Regions from separate parts of the Homo sapiens genome. Here region 1 is linked to region 2. Evidence: read pairs that join two places in POLR2A ChIA-PET (ENCODE). Cell type or tissue: B cell. All regions are shown on one strand. Each heading gives the region's core, and the rest is flanking DNA. Links, peaks and the distances in the headings are about the cores only. Region 1 overlaps TMEM131L (transmembrane 131 like). Region 2 has its middle 22 kb from the start of TMEM131L.

The links. ChIA-PET counts read pairs that join two places held together with the same protein. Peaks named below come from ENCODE experiments on the same cell type or tissue, not always from the same donor. Only the 100,000 strongest peaks of a DNase experiment are listed, where the experiment ranks them.
Region 1: POLR2A ChIA-PET joins it to region 2 with 10 read pairs; 6 of 35 experiments call an interaction of 5 or more read pairs at or near these places.

Annotation. Positions count from the first base shown.
Region 1 is chr4:153,551,440-153,559,114 of GRCh38, reverse strand. TMEM131L (transmembrane 131 like) reads right to left here. Exons shown (of 35, transcript NM_001131007.2): 5 at 3,205-3,328; 6 at 2,033-2,149; 7 at 747-857. Among named protein-coding and RNA genes, the nearest start is that of TMEM131L, 89 kb to the right of the region's middle. In B cell, for the core only: no CTCF peak of the experiment used is centred there; no DNase peak of the experiment used is centred there; H3K27ac peaks cover 984 bases.
Region 2 is chr4:153,440,179-153,447,853 of GRCh38, reverse strand. No RefSeq gene overlaps it. Among named protein-coding and RNA genes, the nearest start is that of TMEM131L, 22 kb to the left of the region's middle. In B cell, for the core only: no CTCF peak of the experiment used is centred there; no DNase peak of the experiment used is centred there.

The DNA.
Region 1 (7,675 bases), core at 3,003-5,502, 110 kb before region 2:
GAATGAATGAAAGCCCCAGGTACTAATGGTACTGACTACAAATTCTAAGCAATGTTCTTTATTTACCAATCAGAAAGAAGAGGTAAGTTTCATAATATATTGGTTCAAGAGCTTTTCTCAATTATAAAATTATCCAGTTACAAGGAAATATGGATAATCAAAGGGAAAAAGTAGCCAACCCTATAAAATGATTCATGAAATGTATATTAAAAGAATTTAAACTTATCATTATACATCTACTATAACATCAGAAATAGTTCTTCCCACCAAGCCCCATCCGGGCAGGGCTAAAAGCAGGACATCCTTAGGGGCCTGTTATTACTTGTGACCATGGGGGCTGCCTCCCTGAAAAGCAAGCTGGTAAGATTTAACAAGCTCTACAAAATCGTTCACAGTCTTTAACTAAAGAATCTCTCCTCTTTATGAAACATGCCCCAAGGAAACAGAGGATTCAGAAGGAAAATTAAAGAAACTTATAAAATAGGTATATGGCCTAACGGTAATAACAGTGAAAAACAGGAAACATTTCAAAAGACCAACAATAAGATTAAGCAAACTCTGGAATATCAACACTGTGAACTCCACAGCCATTAAAAAGAAGTTAGGTGGAATCCACTGATATTTTATATATGTATATTACTTCTATATAATTTTTTCAAAAAGCAGAAAATAGTAAAATAACCAATTCTGAGAAGGTTACAAAGTTTGGTGGCCACCAGCATTCAAAGTAAATCTATTAAAATGACCTGCATTTGAGACAGCTGAATGCTCTGGACCTTTGGAAGCAGAAAATAAGCATTTGGTAGCTGCTTTGCAGACCCTTCTGTAGAGATTCTACGAGTGCCAATTCCAGATACCTGCGGAAAAAGAGAGAGAATTGCTCCTCTGTTAAGAGTTTTAAAACACATTTGCCATAATGCTAAAGCACGTCTCCAAAGGAAATCTGTATTCATCAGCATGGCCTTCAAGACTCTACTAATCCAATTATTTTATTTATCTTTGTCTACAAAAAACACAATGAATGTTTCAGAAATGCAGAATGCTGGCTGAGCACGGTGGCTCACGCCTGTAATCCCAACACTTTGGGAGGCCCAGGGAGGTGGATCATTTGAGGACAGGAGTTTGAGACCAGCCTGGCCAACATGGTGAAAGCCTGTTTCTGCTAAAAATACAAAAATTAGCCAGGCAGTGGTGGGAGGCTGAGGCAGGAGAATCGCTTGTGCCTGGGAGGTGGCTGCAGTCAGCCTGATCACACCACTGCACTCCAGCCTGGGCAACAAAGTGAGACCCTGCCTCAAAAACTAAAAAATAAAAAATGAAACAGATTAGAATGCTGTATTTAAGCTGAATGTTCCTCACTGTAGCAAATCTGTTCACAAGTAGGCAACTCTTCTGATATGGGACCTCTTTAATGGAATCCAGTAAGAAATAACCACAAAAATTACTGATCTTGGAACTTAAATTACTTGATGCCAGATCTTGTTAAATGCCATATCAGGTACCATTTAAGGTAAAGATTCCTATTTCTGAGAATAGCAACAAGATTCTTCAAGCTCCCTTCCTGGTACCTTGATATGAATAGTGAGCTCCCTTGGAACCAGCCTCCAAGCACACAATCAATGTCTCCTAATTAGAAATATTCCTGAGCCAAAGAGGGAAGGTAGGCAAAATCACTAGAGACTGTCCTTAGAGCACCTCCTTCTGAACGCCCGTGAGGTGAGAGCCATGAGTTTTGAAAGCCTTCTGTATTTTATGATGGGAAACTGTGTGACAGATTGCTTTGCTTTGTTCTAGTATCCTCCAAAGACCCACAGTAGGACTATAGCTCCGTCATCAGTAGGAAAGCCAGCCAACTGTGGCATGTCAGGCAGAAAAGGGTGAATGCTGATGATTTTAACATCACTAACAGTCTTGTATTTTAACGACATAAACCAGGTGACAACATTTCCAAAAGTCTTTTTAAAAATATACACACACACCCCTACAGTTAAGTCACCAACCAAAGTTGTGACAAAAGGAAAAAGTTACTCACATGATAGGAAAGGACTCCATACGAAGAGGTATTAATAAATAAGGAACTTTCAATGCTTCCTTCTTCAGTAGGTAAGAAAATAATTCTGAAGGAAGTTTTCCCCATTGCTGGAATTACCTGAAAGAAAGGTCCCCAGTCAGCCACTTGGAATGGCCTCCTTTGATAAACTGTCTTTCACAGACTTTCTTTTTTTGACAATTTCTGTTAACAGACATTTGTATATTGTGCACCCTTATCAGTATTATGAATCCCTAAGAATCCCCAAACTGATCAGCATCCAATTATCTGCTCTTAGATATAGCAAATATTACCACTAACTTAGGATGAATCCTTTCGCTTCAGACTGGAGCTGTGAGTCTCACATCTTTCCTTCCCCTCCTCTTCCACCTCCACAGGTCCAACTGTCTTTAGCTAACACAGTTCTATCTCTACTTAAATATAGACAATAACCAACGTGCAAACATGTTGATATGTAATAAAAATCAGGAACAACGTTTACCCAGACAGACTGTCATAAACCAAATATTGGGCTTCCCCTTACAACATATCCTTAGTCCTAGTTTTTTTTTTAAGTACATAATATCAGGCAGACATAGTAAGCAAAATAAATAAAAGCCTACTAGCAATTAGGATCTTCACTAAATGTTAAAGACCACTGAAATTAAAACTATTAGAAGACTAAGTTTGAGCTCTGTGTTATGGTGCCAATCAGCTTTACAAGGAGCCATTCACTATACCTTGCAGTTCTGGATTTAGAAAGGAGACCTAACTTTCCTAGTAGGCTTGAGAGATGGAAGAGGTCTCAACCATAAACTTGTATTAGTTACTAAATGCCTCAGAATTTGGAGTCATTTCAAGACAAGTAATATAAACTTTCCTTAGTCACAATAGAGCCATGTTAAATATACATACATTACTACACAGCTGAGAGCCTTCAAACTCTCCCCCAACCCCCCACCTCCCCCCGGCCCCAGTAGATATCAAGAGCCACCAAAATTATAAAAATGAGCAACTGGAAAAGTAAATGCTAAGGTAAACACACAGAAGGAAAAGGTTTGGGTACCAGAAAAAGCGGGAGACAGGGAGCAGAAAGTAAAAACTTCAGGCCAAAGAAAGCAAGAAAACCTGGCTGCCTGCCACGGCATAGTTTCCAGGAGTCCATCAACACCCACCCTGCAGGGAACTGGCGGTACATGGAAATGTCCAGCAGCTGCAAACACTGAATTCACCACAACCTCGCTGTCCCTACTAGGGTTGTAAGCATGGAGAATCTTTGCTACAGGATGTCCCAGGAACCTAGGAGGAGAAACAAAGAGAAAAATCAATGTATTGTGTGGTTATAAATATTACCATACATATATATGTATTATTATATATATACACACAGATTTTTAAACCCAGAAAGCTGTTGCTGTTCATCACAAAGTTAAATTATCCAATCGTGTTGGTAATAAAGCATTCAATTCACAACAGTCAAAAGTCATAAAACAAAAAACAACTTTATTTTATAAGGCTTAGGCCAACCCACAGTAGCACTCCATTGGTTTCAGTGTTAGAAAAATTTAACCCATCTAGGCCATTAAAATGCTTGCAAAAAAACAAAACAAAACACATGTAGGCACTCACTGGCACTTCTCGGACCTGGGTCTCTAATTCAATGAAAATATGTTGAATAATTCAATGAAAGTATGAATGAAAATTCACTGAAATATTCATTCGAAAATATTGAAACAAACGAAAATATGTTTAGGTAAGAAACTGTACTCACAGAAAAACCCAATTTTTCTTAGGGTTATGTTTTCTGAGTAAAAGAGACTTTTTGGGGAGGTATGTATTTTCAGCTCACAAAGAGATGTTATTTTATTAGGTCTTAGAAAAGGAAAACTTAATTATGGCTAAAGGCTATTCTTTTGAGAAAACTGAAAATCCGGCAGCACTTTGCAGCAGAGGTTCTCATCCATTTAAATTATGAGCCTTTCCAAAAACTCTGATGAAAGCTCTGGCTCTTCCCTCCACAAACATACACTTACGAAAAGTTTCATACACAGCTTCAAAACCTTCCACAAACCTCAGAGTAAGAATCCCTGCTCCGTGGCAAATACACTAATTCATGAAGGGTTTGATACCCATTCTTTTCAGCAGCACTCTCCACCTCCAATGTCTCGGCTCTGATAAAGGAATTGCCAAGAGGAAAGGAGCTGGGCTCAGGCCCACCTACCTGGAGCCACCTACAATGCTCCCTCTAATCACTTAACTCTGATTCCTACTGCTCAAGACCAAATTCAGTCTTGTTCAATTATGTTGCAATGAACAGGGAGCCAGCAAAAATTTCACTAAAGTCATTTCTTCAGTTTTAATAGCCTCAGTGGCAGAGAGAGCCAAATATACAGCTGTCATTCGGATGGCCTAGAAATAAAATTATATTCTAATTTAAGCTGAATGAATTATATCTATAATTGGAATAAAATTGGAAAAATATCAGCATAATGAATGAATTCCGTAAAATTAGGTAAAATCTTTGATATTAAAAATGTATCCTTTAGGAAACATGAAATGGATGTTGCTTCTCTTATATACAATGAGATTTCCAAAATACTGTATTACTACCATCAAATCCTTGGAATTTTTCTTTTGGCTTTCACCCTTCCTTTTAATCACTAGTCTTAACGAAAGGTTTAATATATCCAATGTGTATTTCAAAACGTAGTTCTTCACATCCCATTACAAATAAAATACCAACATCAATGTGATTAAAATCCTGATTTTTCAAAGTGTTCTTAAGTAATACCATTTTTTTAAAAAATGTTCAACACTACCATACACATAAAGGGTCACTTCAGAAAAGCCTTACCTCAGAGCAGTGGGCTTGTATCTGCCTTTCTTCCCACAATTAAAATTAAATAAATAAGGACTTCTGAGGTTTTGGGTTTCAAGTAAATAATATCAATCATCAAAGTTATTAATACTTATCCTCAAAGCTTTATATCCCATGTACATAATTGAAATACAAGGTTTCTAAGAATACAAATGTCTATCAGAGAAATACATGAGAAAATAAGAATGCAAAACAGCAATGCTACAGAGCCAGTGACTGCACCACCAGAAATCTCTCCAGACCTAACAGAGAATGCCAGCTGAAGCCTAGTCACCACTGCTATTTTTATTCTATTTTTTAGATTCTATTTTTAAAAGTGTTATGAGGATATAAATTTCCTTCACTAGTGACAACTGGAAGATACTCTGTTAATTTAACACTACAAAAGAATGATTAAAATCTCTATGAATGATTAGCACTTTTTATCTCAGGACCAACAGAATATTAACCCTTCACATAAGCCCTAAGAAGTAGGCAGAAGGCAACCGAGTAACAAGATCCCGATTTTACAACCCCCCAGGAAAATCAAAGCTATGAAGAGGGTTGGGATTTGCTCGAGGCCAACATCAAAATAAACCATAGCAAAAGCTGAACTGGGACAGCGAAGAAATCAGGAGGAGAACCCTCAGGCTAAAGTTTTACTCTAATGTCTATATATTAGACCATTTGTCAGACATAAGGTAAAACTCAACTAATCTTAAATGTGTTCTAATTTAGGCTAAAGTTTGTTCTGAGGTTTTTTTTTTTTTTAACTTCAGCAAAATGACTAATTCTCATAATCATATTCCAGATCTCACTAACAAGAAAAATAGCATTATGAGTGCTCTTAGAAATCAGAAGATTTATTCTACCACTTGTAGTGAAATGACCTTGAGCAAATGGCATTCCTTCTCAGCAACAAATGTATGAACACATTTGTAGTACATGCTCAAACAAAGAGATATTTGAAAACGATACACACAGACTCAGATAATGCCTGTCTTCACTGGACTGATATAAAACTCAAATGACAACGGACATGATTACACTTTGGGAACCATAAAGTATTATATAAACGTAACTAAGTCCTCCAAAGGTGATTCCATCTAAAAATCAGAAATCCTTTCAAATCAAAGACTTTCAGCATTCTCTCAGCATGCGACTATTAGGACCAGAGATTAATGTATATTGCTAATTAACAAAAGTGTATCATATACAGTTGGCTCTCCATATCTGCAGATTCAACCAACCTTGATTGAAAGTGTTTGAGGGAAAAAAAAAAACACAAAAAATAACAACACAAGAAAAAAGAGATACAGTATAACTATTTACATAGTATTTACACTATATTAGTCATTATAAGTAAACTAGAGTTTTTTTTGTTTTTGTTTTTTTGAGACAAGGTCTCACTCTGTCATCTAGGCTGGAGTGCAGTGGCATGATCATAGCTCACAGTAACCTTGAACTCCTGGACTCAAGTGATCCTCCTGCCTCAGCCTCATGAGTAGCTGGAAGTACAGGTGTGCACCACCATGCTTAGCTAATTTTTAAAAAAAATTTTATGGAGACAGGGTCTCACAGTGTTGCGCAGGCTGGTCTTGAACTCTTGGCCTCAAGTGATCCTCCTGCCTCAGTCTCCCAAAGTGCTGGGATTACAGGCATAAACCACCGTGCCCGGCCTCTAGAGATAATCTAAAGTATATGGGAGGTTGTGTGTAAATACTATGCCAAGGACTTGAGCATCCTTAGCTTTTGGTATCCATGGGGGTCCTGGATCCAATCCCATGTGGATAACGAGGGACAACTGTAAACATACCCCCATGTGCATCGACTATAGGATTTTTTTACGTTACTGAAGAGTAAATATTTTAGACAGCCAGGAACCTATGAACTGGAATTATTATCCTAATAGCTATACTTACTACTACTATTATTCTATCTACCAATCTATAACATATATTCTTTAAAGTAGGTCCTGAATCAAAATTTCTTTTCACAATAAAGACTCTTTTTTTTGAGACAGAGTCTCCCTCTGTCGCCCAGGCTAGAACTCGGTGGCATGATGATCTTGGCTCACTGCAACCTCTGCCTCTCAGGCTCAAGCAACTCTTGTGCCTCAACCTCCCAAGTAACTGGGATTACAGATGCTCACCACCATGTCCGGCTAATTTTTGTATTTTTATTAGAGTCACGGGTTTTGCCATGTTGGCCACGCTGGTCTCGAACTCCTGAGCTCAAGTGATCCGCCCAGCCCGGGCTCCCAGAGTGCTGGGATTACAGGTGTGAGCCACCGCGCTCAGCCTCACAATAAAGATTTTTCACAAAATTATAGCACCCTCTCAGAATGTAAAATCAATGAGGTTATGATAAATTCAGCTTATTTATATTATCAACTAAACTACTAAGCATTCAGCTTCTATTAAACTTTCTTTACATAAGAGTAAAAATATAAAAACTCAAAAAAACAGACACCTAGAATTTTATAAAGTCGGCAAACTCCCAGTTTTCTCTTCTTCCCTTTATAGAATCTTTTTCTAAAAAGCTCAACATGGTCCTTTTAAATTCCAAGTTCAGGCTGGGTGCGGTGGCTCATGCCTGTAATCCCAGCACTCTGAGAGGCCAAGGAGGGCGTATCACTTGAGGTCAGGAGTTTGAGACTAGCCTGGCCAACATGGCAAAACACTGTCTCTACTAAAAATACAAAAATTACAGGCGTGGTGGCGGGCACCCATAGTCCCACCTATTCAGGAGGCTGAGGCAGGAGAATCGTTTGAACCCAACAGGCGGAG
Region 2 (7,675 bases), core at 3,408-5,907:
AGTCTCCTCAATTGTTAATGTCTCTTCCAATCTCTTGGTGAAGCTTGGTGATCAGGAAATAGGGCAAGATGAGGGGAGCTCACATTTAAGATAATAAAGTGACTCTCGTTCTACTGCTAAGAGACGTAAACAGTCTGACTATGGTAGTCTCATGGGAGTAAAAGTCTAGGATTTCAAATGCTGTATAAACAGTTGCAAAATCTCTGCAATTACTCTAACAAATGAACTCCTAGCACAGAAGACAGATAAGGAATAATATATTTTCAGCTCTGTGCCATTCCATATTGGAGACTGGAGTTTACTATCAATTTATTTATTTTTTTCCTTTTTTTAAGACACAGGGTCTTGTTTTTTTGCCCAGGCTGGAGTGCAGCGAGCAGCACAATCATGGCTCACTGCAGCTTCAAATTTCTGACCTCAAATGATCCTCCAGTCTCAGCCTCTCAAGTAGCTGGAACTACAAGTGTGTGCCACCACACCCAGCTAATTTTTTTTTTTTTTTCAGTAGGGACGAGGTCTCACTATGTTGCCCAGGCTGGTCTTGAACTCTAGGCCTGAAGGAGTCCTCCTGCCTTGGCCTCCCAAAGTGTTGGGATTAGAGGCATGAGCCACCGTGCCTGGCCTATCAATTTATTCTTTCCTTGAAGTAAGTGTGTAGATTAACAGAGTAACATGGCTAAAACTTGTCTTCATGTTTGTGACTTGAGAACTGGAAGTGGAAAGGGGGAGGAGAGGGACCAAATGTCACTAGCAACCTGCCATCGAGAATATGTTAAGGAGAAGCAGGAGGTTGATGGAATCTTCTCAGAGGTCCCTGGTCCCACAGTGTCTGAGGAGCCTCAATTTGGTGCCCATGGTGATACTATTTCATTCCAATAATTTCACTCCACAAGGTCTCTAATGTTTCTTTATGTGGTGAACATTTAGCTCATTCCTTTAAAAACACTAATTAATCATTTTAAATGGACATAAAATTGTATATATTTATCATGTACAACAGGTTTTGAAATATGTATACATTGTGGAATGGCTAAATGAAGGGAATTAACACAGATGTCACCACATATACTTGTTTTTTGTAGTGAGAACCCTTAAACTCCACTCAGCCATTTTTGAGAATACAAAGCCCATTCCTTTTGATCCAACTCTTCCTCATTAATCCTAAGAAATAGCTACATACGCACACACAGAAACACGGAGGTAATTAATACTTTATGATAAATTGGCTAAAGCCAGAGGGTAAACTGCCAGAGCATGCACTCAAAATTTATAGAAGAGGGTTCTGCATATTTTCAAATTAAATCTCATTACATATGTAAGAGTGCTAGTGTTATGCTGTAATAGTGGCTTGGTCTGATTTTCCCCAAATTTATTAGCTAGTGTTAGCTAATAAATAAATACAATCTGGCTAACAGAACAACTACGCCCAAACTATTTTGAAGGTGGTCTGGGATAACAGAGATATGATTCTAGTAGCCTTCACATGGCCTGGCTCCCAGGATTAGCTTATGGTCAACCAGTTGAGTGACTTCAGGCAGGCCACTGACGCTCTCCAGGTCTTTAGTTCTTTGATAGAAAAAATGGAGACATTGAAACATTTTAATGTCTATTTCTAGGTTGATCTCTTTGATCTTGATAAAACCTTTAGAGAATGAAAATAATAATATTTGAAGAAGAAGTATATATTATCAAAATAAACGAACTCTAACCTTATTCTATAATTTTTTTTTTTTTTTGAGATGAAGTCTCGCTCTGTCGCCTAGGCTAGAGTGCAGTGGCGCAATCTCGGCTCACTGCAATCTCTGCCTCCCGGGTTCAAGCAATTCTCCTGCCTCAGCCTCCCTAGTAGCTGGGATTACAGGCACAAGCCACCATGCCCAGCTAATTTTTGTATTTTTAGTAGAGAGGGGGTTTCACTGTGCTGGTCAGGCTGGTCTCGAACTCCTGACCTCATGATCTGCCGACCTCGGCCTCCCAAAGTCCTGGGATTACATGTGTGAGCCACTGCACCCGGCCTAGTCTATAATTTTTTAAAGGTATAATTATATCTGTTTAGGAGTGGTAATACATAAGGTTTTATAGGAAGGAACAATTCAAGTCTTTTTTTTTTTTTTTGAGACAGAGTTTCGCTCTTGTCTCCCAGGCTAGAGTGCAATGGTGCGATCTCAGCCCACTGCAACCTCCGCCTCCCAGGTTCAAGCAATTCTCCTGCCTCAGCCTCCCGAGTAGCTGGGATTACAGGCGTCTGCCACGACGTCCGGCTAATTTTTGTATTTTTAGTAGAGAGGGGGTTTCGCCATGTTGGCCCAGCTGGTCTTGAACTCCTGATCTCAGGTATCCACCCACCTCAGCCTCCCAAAGTGCTGAGATTACAGGGATGAGCCACCGCTCCTGGCCCAATTCAAGTCTTTTTAGGTATAATAGGTGTTTTCATTTACTGAAAAGTCAAATTATGAACAATGGCTGTAACACTAGGTTTAAACTGTGTAATTGTATAGCAAAAAAGTGGATTCTTCTTAAATATCAAGAAGTAAGTCTATATGTTAAAAGGGCCTTTTGAGAAATGTTCTCTCATGTTTTTTCTATTTATTTTAGTAAACAGATATTACGGTCAGCATTTGACTGTAAAAACCAATTGGACAAGCATTAGGAGATATACCTAATGTAAATGACGAGTTAATGGGTGCAGCACACCAACATGGCACATGTATACATATGTAACAAACCTGCACGTTGTGCACATGTACCCTAGAACTCAAAGTATAATTAAAAAAAAAAATTGGACTCATGGACATGAGTCCCAAGCCAGAACGTTGGAACTCTCTGGAAGAAAAGAGGTCTGCTCTAGCTGGTTGTGAGATGAGAGTATTTTCACAACCCCTTTTAGAAGAGCTGGAGAAATTTCTCCCACATAACTTCAAGGAGGAGGTTACTTGGTGGTGGTGTAAGTTGCAGACAAGGACAGATACAATTTATTTATTTATTTATTTTTGAGCCGGAGTCACACTCTGTTGCCCGACTGGGGTGCAGTGGTGTGATCTTGGCTCACTGCAACCTCCACCTACTGGGTTCAAGTGATTCTCCTGCCTCAGCCTCCTGAGTAGCTGGGACTACAGGCATGTGCCACTATGCCCAGCTAATTTTTGTATTTTTAGTAGAGATGGGGTTTCACCATGTTGGCCAGGCTGGTCTCGAACCCCTGACCTCAGGTGATACGCCCACTTCAGCCTCCCAAAGTGCTGGGATTATAGGCATGAGCCAACACACCTGGCCTGGACAGATGCAATTTAAACTAAAGAGGCCAAGGTAGGCCTCATTAAAAAGATGACATTTGGGCAGGAGTTAACCTTGCAGCTATCTAGGAAGAGCACTCCAGGTGGAGCACAGCCGAGGCTTTTGTGGCAGGAGAGTGACTTGTATGAGGCCAGTGTGACTAGTGCAGGATGAGGCCGAGAGTACAGAAGATGAGATGAGAGAGGAATGGATAGAGAGGCCTCTCTCATTCACCTGGCCTGTGGTTCCCCGCAGTGGTCACCACCAGAAAATGCTTGAACCACTTGCCATCACAAAGTCTTCAGATATTTCAAGATAGCGAATAAGAAAAGGGATGTTGAGGCTGGGCAAGGTGGCTCACGTCTGTAATCCCAGCACTTTGGGAGGCTGAGGCAGGCAGATCACGTGGTCAGGAGTTCAAGACCAGCCTGGCCTTGAACATAGTGAAATCCCGTCTCTACTAAAAATACAAAAATTAGCTGGGCATGGTGGCAGGCGCCTGCAGTCCCAGCTACTCAGGAGGCTGAGGCAGGAGAATCACTTGAACCCGGGAAGTGGAGGTTGTGGTGAGCGGAGATCGTGCCACTGCACTCCAGCCTGGGCAACAGAGCAAAACTCCACTTCAACGGAAAAGAAAAAAAGAACAGGGATGTTGAAAGTTCCATTGTGTTGATGCTCTGACTCAAGCTTCTCCCTCTGCGCTGGGCTGGCTCCTGCACCTGGGGATTCATGTGCAGACATTTCAAGAGCTGTTGGTAGACTCCTGAATGAGCTGACTCCACCAAAGGCCTTGCATTACCTAAAGTTACACAGCTGTCAACTCCCAGACAAGCACTCCTGAATCTGAAAGTGCCAGCTCACCTCTTAGAGTGCCAGAAGTTAAAGAATTTCTGGGGGTAAAAATTGGCATTTCTACTTACTGTGATCTGTTGTTGGTTTTTAGATAATTTCTATAAAAGGGAGAAAGACATTGAACTTTCAAAAAGAACGGAGGGAATCTCAGTTTCCCCTGGGCTTGACTGTTTCTCTTCTCTCTCCATGTGATCTCTCTGGGTTCCTCACCCAATCAAATGGTTCCAACTACGGCAGCCCAAACTGTATCTCTGGCCCCAACCTGTCCTCCAGGCTACCAGCTGCATATACAATGGCTCTCCCTGGAATGTGCAGGCTCCTCAAACTCAAAGTATTCAAAATTGAATTAATCATCTCTCCTTCCTTCCCCCTTCTTGCTTCTCTTCTTATATGCTCAAATGTTCAAATTCAAACTAAAAACTTGATGTAATCTTCAACTCCTTCTATTCTCTTAATCCTAAGAGTGCTACTCTGAATTTTCTCTCAAATGTCTGTCCCTCCACTCCCCACTCACAAAAGGACTGCCGACTGTTGCCTCTAACCTCCCTTCACTCCTATCTCTCTCAATGTTGCTGCCAGTAATCCCTCTAAAACAGATTTGACCTAATTAATTCTCTGCTTTAAAACTGTGAATGGGTTCCTGTTGCAGAATGAAGTCCAAATTCTTAGCAGAGCCTATAAGGCCCTTCACACTGATCCTTGGCCACACTTCTAGCATTCCTCTATTCCAATCCCTATCCCCCAGTCACTCCAAACCCCAGAAATGAATTAATTGTGTTCCTAACAACCACACTGGATTTCCCAACTCCGTGATTTTGCTATGGTGTTCTCTCTCCACATGTGCTACCTTATCCTTTCTTTCCTATGCATTTCTACTCATCTTTCAAGACAAAAGATGTCAACTCTTTCAAAAATAATTACAGCTGGGCACAGTGGCTCACTCCTATAGTCCCAGATACTTGGAAGGCTAAGGTGGGAGGATCACTTGAGCCCCCAAGAGTTCAAGGCCAGCCTGGGCAACATAGGGAAACCATGTCTCTAAAAATAAATACGTAAATAATAAATTTAAAAATAGTAATTATAGCAATGATTATGCTATACCAAGTAGTACATTAATCTACCCTAAACCTTGGAACAAGCAATCTCTGCCCTCAAGGAGCAGCAGAGTAGTAAAGCCAGATTTATAAAAAGATTTTATTTTATTTTATTTATTTTTTTTTTGAGACAGAGTCTCATTCTGTCACCCAGGCTGGACGGCAGTGGCGTGATCTCAGCTCACTGCAACATCCGCCCCCTGGGTTCAAGCAATACTCCTGCCTCAGCCTCTCTAGTAGCTGGGATTACAGGCATGTACTACCACACCCAGCTAATTTTTGTATGGCCAGGCTGGTCTTGAACTCCTGACCTCAGGTGACCCACCCACCTTGGCCTCCCAAAGTGTTGGGATTACAGGCGTGAGCCACTGCGCCCGGCAAAAAGATTTTATAACTACATGAGAACAAGATGGCAAGTGCTGTGAGGCTCAGTCCTTTCTATTTGGTGAAGCCTTCTGCAGCTTTCTCAAGTGGAGTGGATGACCTTCTTGTCTACATTTTCTCAAAGTAGACTTGGTTACTTGTCGCCTCTATTCCCTCAGGCAGAGTTGGTCACCCTCTCTTCTGTGCTCCCCTCAGGTAGACTTGATCACCCTTTTTCTATCTCACTTACTTTGTATCCCCAACCCCTAGTACATCCTAAGTGTTTGGTGCATGTTTCAGAACCAGGTAGCACTCCTCAGGATCACTAAGCTCAGAATCTACCTACTTTCCTCCACTGGACTCAGCCTAAATGGCAATGAGCACCAGGACCAGCAGCAGTAGAAATCACCTGGTAGAGTCCTCCTGGAACTCTAGACTAAACTTTACTGCTCTAGTAAACTTTGTTTTTTCTTTCTTTCTTTTTTTTTTTTTTTTTTTTTGAGACAGAGTCTTGCACTGTCTCCCACTCTGGAGTGCAGTGGCACAATCTCGGCTCATTGCAACCTCCACCTCCCAGGTTCAAGCAATTCTCCTGCCTCAGCCTCCTGAGCCAAGTAGCTGGAATTAACAGGCGCGTGCCACCACACCAGGCTAATTTTTTCTTTTTTTTGTATTTTTAGTAGAGACAGGGTTTCACCATGTTGGCCAGGCTGGTCTCGAACTCCTGACCTCAGGTGATTCACCCACTTTGGCCTCCCAAAGTGCTGGGATTATGGGAGTGAGCCACCGCACCCGGCCTGCTCTAGTAAACTTTCTAAAATGTTTGTATTATGCCTTTTCCCCTACTGATGTACAATGGCTTCCCACAGACTATAACAGGATAAAACTGGGATACCAAGTCACTGACAGCTCTATTTCCAGCCTGACAGTAGACAGAGAACATTGCCCACAATTGTCACAGAAGGGTCCTAATATATTTTATCAATTAGATTCATTTAGGCTAATGAAATTTAGAAAACATAGATGTTCCCTGGGAGAATGAAGCCTATCAGTCATTCAGACTTACAGTATTTTAATCAAGTAATTGGAGACACGTATTGATCACTAAGTACCTGATGAGTATGGCTTAAGTATGCATATAACAAGGCAATCGAACAGTTTCCCAACTCTGAGGAACTGAAAACTTTATTTGAAGTGTGTTTTTAAAAGGAATAGTTTTAGGACAAAGTGTAGTTTGGAGGAAGACATTTGGTTCTTCCTGATACGTTTGGCTGTATCAGTGTAAAGTGAGAGCCATGGGGCATCAGGGGGACAGGACGCTGAACAGTGAGGATGGCATCCATGAGGGGTGACAGGCATGCAAAGATGTGGGTAGGAGGGACAAAAGAGAATTCTTTTTTCTTGCTCCTTTTTTTTCTTGTTGAGGATTCGGATGATACACTTTTTTTTTTTTTTTTTTTTTTTAATGAGCCATTTGTAAATCATTTAGGGTTGTCACAGCCAGCACGATATGATCAAATTCAAACCTATTCAGGTTTTCATTTTCTTCCCCACCTGCGTTAGGTCAAAAATTACTCTCACTCTAACTTGCCGAACTTGCCCCTGCTTCCCCTTTTGGGTCACTCTGCTTACCAGGGGCTGTTATGTCTCTAAAACCTGTCCATCCCCCACTCTTTTTTTTTTTTGAGATGGAGTTTCACTTTTGTTGCCCAAACTGGAGTGCAGTGGCACGATCTCAGCTCACTGCAACCTCCACCTCCTGGGTTCAAGCGATTCTCCTGCCTCAGCCTCCTGAGTAGCTGGGACTACAGGAGCCCACCACCGCACCCAGTTAATTTTTTGTATTTTTAGTAGAGATGGGGTTTCATCATGTTGGCCAGGCTGGTCTTGAACTTCTGACCTCAGGTGATCCACCCGCCTCGGCCTCCCAAAGTGCTGGAATTACAGGCGTGAGCCACCGCACCTGGCCATCCCCCACTCATTTATTCAGTCAACAAATATTCATCAAGGACCAACGTTAAAGGAACCGTGTTGGGAGGGGCACGAGTGAGCACTAAGATGGTCTCGAGGCGCATCTTATTCTTGGGGTGCTT